Regions from separate parts of the Homo sapiens genome. Here region 1 is linked to region 2. Evidence: chromatin loops called from intact Hi-C (ENCODE). Cell type or tissue: dorsolateral prefrontal cortex. All regions are shown on one strand.

What was found. Peaks named below come from ENCODE experiments on the same cell type or tissue, not always from the same donor. Only the 100,000 strongest peaks of a DNase experiment are listed, where the experiment ranks them.
Region 1: a loop joins it to region 2, with 10 times the contacts of the local background. A loop is called at or near these places in 15 of 110 quality-filtered maps.

The regions. Positions count from the first base shown.
Region 1 is chr20:48,727,113-48,729,612 of GRCh38, reverse strand. All of the region lies in intron 4 of PREX1 (phosphatidylinositol-3,4,5-trisphosphate dependent Rac exchange factor 1), which reads left to right. Among named protein-coding and RNA genes, the nearest start is that of PREX1, 100 kb to the left of the region's middle. In dorsolateral prefrontal cortex, no CTCF peak of the experiment used is centred here; DNase peaks (open chromatin) are centred at 1,002 and 1,358; H3K27ac peaks cover 2,500 bases.
Region 2 is chr20:48,656,408-48,658,907 of GRCh38, reverse strand. PREX1 (phosphatidylinositol-3,4,5-trisphosphate dependent Rac exchange factor 1) reads left to right here. Exons shown (of 40, transcript NM_020820.4): 17 at 680-772; 18 at 1,720-1,868. Among named protein-coding and RNA genes, the nearest start is that of PREX1, 170 kb to the left of the region's middle. In dorsolateral prefrontal cortex, CTCF peaks have their summits at 814, 1,015 (motif pointing left) and 1,851 (motif pointing left); DNase peaks (open chromatin) are centred at 987 and 1,987; H3K4me3 peaks cover 1,053 bases; H3K27ac peaks cover 2,500 bases.

The DNA.
Region 1 (2,500 bases), 71 kb before region 2:
GGTTTTGGGCCCAAGCAACTGGAAGAATGGAGTTGCATTTTCCCAAGAGGGTGCAGGCTAGGGTAGGAGAGGGAAATAAACATTCCCTTTTGGATGTGTGAGGCTTAAGATACCTGCAGTACATCCAGGTGGGGCATTGGGGGGGCAGCAGAGACTCTAGTCGGGAGTTTAGGGGCTAGAGAGATAAACCTGAGTGTTTTCAATATAAAGAAAGATGGTGTTTAAAGCCAAGTCAGGGCCAGGCACGGTGGCTCACACCTGTAATCCTAGCACTTTAGGAGGCCGAGGCAGGCAGATCACCTGAGGTCAGGAGTTCAAGACCAGCCTAGATGACATGGCAAAACCCTGTCTCTACTAAAAATACAAAAATTAGCTGGGCATGGTGGTGTGCACCTGTAATCCCAGCTACTCAGGAGACTGAGGCAGGAGAATCACTTGAACCTAGGAGGCAGAGGTTGCAGTGAGCCGAGATTGCACACTGCACTCCAGCCTGGGCGACAGAATGAGATTCTGTCCAGGAAAAAAAAGAAAAAAAAGCCGAGTCAGGGTGGGATCAGCCAGGGGGGCAGCATGGGCAGAAAGGGAGGACTCAGGATAGTCCAGGAACGTGCTGCCATTAGGAGGTTGGGAAGACCATGAGGTTGACGCCTCATCTAACTCACTTCTGTGAATTTTGAGCATTTAAGGACTTCTCAGAAGTTCTTCCCATAGTGCCTGAAATGTAGTGAGAATAGTGAATGCTAGCTCTGTGTGTGTTTGCCTGTTTTTTTTGTTTTTGTTTTTTTTTAAAAGAAAATAAAGTGAAACCACAATCTAGAGTGTTTGTGGGGAAGTGTCCTTGGTGGCTGTGAAAATCTTGTGAAAACTCCTTGATCCTGGACAAAGATGGGCCCTTCTCACGCCAAGCCCTGGGGGCTTCTAGAAAGCACTTCCCCACCCCCAGGCGCCCTGCACTCTGCCCAGAGCTGACATCACCAGGGCAGCCTGTGGCAAGTGCTGGCTCCTAGGACAAAGGCCTGAGTGTGAGCAGCGTGGGGCCCGGCATCTCCCAGCTGCCGCAGCCTCAATCCCCCATCTGTGCCAGGGGTAAACACTGGTGGGGGCCATTCAGCTCAGCTAGAGCTGGGACCTGGGGTCCCCAGAATTCTGCTTTTCCAGGCAGAGCTTATTGTGATCCCTAAGAGGCAGTGGAAGTAGCTCTGAGACTTGGGCCAGCTCTTCGTGCCACGATTTCCCCATGTGTGGTAGGGGACAGTGGTCCATGCTTATTTCCTTAGGCTTTCGGCATGAACTTTCTGTGTATGTGAAGCACAAGGCACAGCGTGTGGCATATGGTGGGCACATGGTATGTGTTCTTATGGTCTTATTTTCACTTGAATATAAGCAGGGAATTTGTTTTGTTGGGCAGCCCCCCAGTGCTTGGAACTGTGCACAGCACACAGCACACAGCACACAATGTGTATTTGTTGAATGAATGAATAAATGATAGGATGGGAATCCCTTTTCCCAAGAGTCTGGATTCATTTCCAGTTTGCCAGGGTGGTGTTGAGGAGGAATGGCTGGATGTGCTGGTGGGTGGTTCCTTCATTAGTTAGTTGGTTAGTTCATTCACTTACACATAATGGGCACATAGTGAGCCTGAGGGACCCAGGACTGTGAAGGGCATGGCAGGGAAACACAGCAGAACTCATGGTTCCTGCCAAACAAAAATGGATTCTTAAGTTGGAGCCTCTCTGAAGGAGAGGGTAGTGCCTGTAATGTGATTGAGAGCCACGTGGAACAAATGGCCACCTATGAAGGCTCTAGGAGGAAGAAGTCCTGGGAATTGAGAGCAGGTTGGGTGGCAGGGATGGCCTTGGTGCATGGGTGGGCTTGGGGTAAGGGCACATGGGCATCATGGTTTCAATCCCAGACTCGGTGTCAACCCGCCTGGCTCTAGGTCCCAGCTCTGTGACTCACTTTTCTGGGATGGTCTTGGAGTAAAAGACTAAACCTCTCACACCCCAGGGATCTAAGCTGTGAGATGAGAATAATCATAGTTTTCAGTTGATAGGGTGGTTGGTGGTTGGGAGCCCTAGAGGCCTGCTGGACACATGATTAGCTCTTGGTCAGTGTTTACGATGGATGATAGCAGTATTATTATTATTATTATTTTTATTGGGGAAGAGAATACATTCCAGAGAAGAGGCATGGAATGAGCCGAGAGAGGCAAGGGGGCTGCAGGGCGGAAGTATTGACATGGAGAACACTGGGTTGATTCATGTGGACAGGAGCTTAGGGCTGAGCGTGGGAGTTAGGGTAACGGTATTCCATTCCTAAGAGAGCTGTACTTTTTAACTCTGCAAGCCAAAATAGAGGTATGCATATGACAGAATCACGTACACTCCTCCCAGCTAAAGAACTAGGACATTTTCAGTAACAGTTGAAGGTTCTTGGTTCACTTTCCAACCCAAAACTCTCCCTCCACAGAGGGAACCCCCACTGGAATTGGGTGCATTCC
Region 2 (2,500 bases):
CCCTCAGGACCTTTGTACGTGCTGTGTCTGCTGCCTGGAGCATGTTCCTCCACTCTTTATGAAGTTTTGTTTTTCATTTCGTTCAGGCCTCAGCTCCGATAGCACCTTCTCTGCCCCCTTGCCGTGCCCTATCCCATTAAGTGCTTTAATTCCAACTACGTACACTCCCTGCATCACATCCTGTATTTCTTTTGTTTATTTGTTTATAGTTGGCCTCCCGCACTAAGCAGGGCTGGGCTTGTTTGTCTTGTTCTAGATGGTGTCTCCAGCACCCATGAGAACTGCCTGGCCCGTGTGATGGGCAGCATCTCAATCAATGTCTGTTGACTGAATGAGTGCCTTTCCCTGTATCCCCCGCACTGGGGAACCCCCAGACCTGTTTCTAGCATGCCTGCCATCCTGCCCTGGGGTGGGACCGCTCCTCCCTAAACTCCCTGACTCCACATTCTTGGTGGCTGGACACCTTTGGATCCGTGTGATTCGTTAAGCCAGTGGCAGGCACAGAGTGAGCACTGGCTCTGCCAGGTGCTGTTTGCGTTTTGCTCTGTCTCGCCCACCTGGATCTGGCCACTTCCCTACTAGACCTGGGACGAGGTCATGGTCCTGTGGGGGCCACGGTGGGGCTGGCCGTAGGCCCACCTCGCTCCCTGACCGGGTTCCTTCTGCCCTGGGCCCCCAGATCCTGCCCCAGGAGGAGGACTATGGCTTTGACATCGAGGAGAAGAACAAGGCTGTGGTGGTGAAGTCCGTCCAGAGGGGCTCGCTGGCTGAGGTGAGGCCCTCGGGGGAGCTGGCAGGGACCGTGTGCAGGTGGCAGAGCGGGGTGTCTCTCTTCACCCTCCTTGAGGCAGCCCAGCCCAGGAGATTCTGGAATGATCGCTGACTCCTCTTCTCTCATTGCTCACGTGGAGAAACTGAGTCCAGGACCCACTGTCTGCAGTGGCTACAGTAGCTGGGAGTGAGTGCAGAGTCCCGGGGCTGTGCTCCTGGTGTGTTCCACCACTGCCCTCTGCTGGACATTGTGGGGAGGTACAGGAAAAAAGCAGGTGTCTCAGTTTTCTGCAACCAGTCACAGTGGCTTGAATAAGATAAGCTCATTGCTGTCTGATGCAAAGCCTACAGGAGGATAGGTTAGGAGAGTGAGGGTGTGGCTGGCCGAGGATTCAGCCCTGGGGCCTTCCGGCTTTGCCTGGGGCGTGTGCAGGTGGGTGGGGGAGATGCACCTGCCGTGCTGGCTGGAGCCCAGCTTGCCCCTGTGGCAATTAGGAATGCTTTGGGCTGCAAGGAGCGACATACCCATGGCCGGAGCGGCTAGGTTGACCTTGCCAGTGATGTGAGCGGTTGGAAGGAGGCAGTTGTGAATCTTGGTTCGGGTCAGCAGGTCTTCATCTTTCTTCGCCAGGCCCTAACAGACATAAGATGGCCACCCCGGTGTGACCCTCGTGTCCCCACACAACAGGGTCAGGCCCCAGCAGAGTTTCCCCTCAGGAGGAATACCTTTCCCAGCTGCCCTCCCATGAGCTTCCCTTTGTGGCTCATGAGGCAGAACCAGGTCCCTTGTGCCCCTCAACTGCTTACCACAGACAGCACGCAGTCACCCAGTCCTGCTGGATCCCTTGGGCCAGCACCCTTCTGCTGAACACATTTGAGCTTCCTTGGTGAGGAGGGAAGGAGCTTAGTAACTGGTGTGCACGTCTGTCCTCTGCCGTCCCTACCCAGGTGGCTGGCCTGCAGGTGGGGAGGAAGATCTACTCCATCAATGAGGACCTGGTGTTCCTGCGGCCGTTTTCAGAGGTGGAGTCCATCCTCAACCAGTCCTTCTGCTCCCGCCGCCCTCTGCGCCTCCTGGTGGCCACGAAGGCCAAAGAGTGAGTGTCCCAGGGCGGGGTGTCCGGCAGCCCTCCCTCTCAGGCTGAGTGGTGGCTGAGGGCTGGGGTGGCATGAACTGTCCTGGTCCCCCGTGGCTGGGACCCATTGTTGGAGTCACACAACACAAGCTGGACCTTCATTAATTCGGCAGATGTTTACAGAGTGCCACTCTGTGCTTGGTGGCAGTTTGGGCCCTGGGAATCCAGCCACGTGGGGATGCATGCGGTTCCTGCCATTCATAGATCTCAGATCTAGTTGGGGGAGGAGGCAGGAGACAGACAATGTGCAGATACAGAAGTAAGACACTGAGCCTGTGCTGGTGAGCGTGGCACAGATAAGTTTCTATAAACCCGGGAAAGGGGCCAGAGTGTGCAGAGGGATGGCTGTCAGGGAGACGTCACTGCGAGTCGGGGTGAAGACCCGAAGCAGATGAGGGGGGAGTCAAGGGGATTTCTGGAGGAAGAGGGCTCCAGGCAGGGGAAGCAGCTAGGGCAGAGGCCCTGAAGTGGGACCGTGTCTGGCGCATTGGAAGAGCAGAAGGAAGCTGATGGGGCTGGAGCAGTGAGTGAGAGGGAGGGCTGGGTAGTGAGGTCTGTAGGGTAACGGGGTCCAGCCCTGGAGGCCCCTGGCA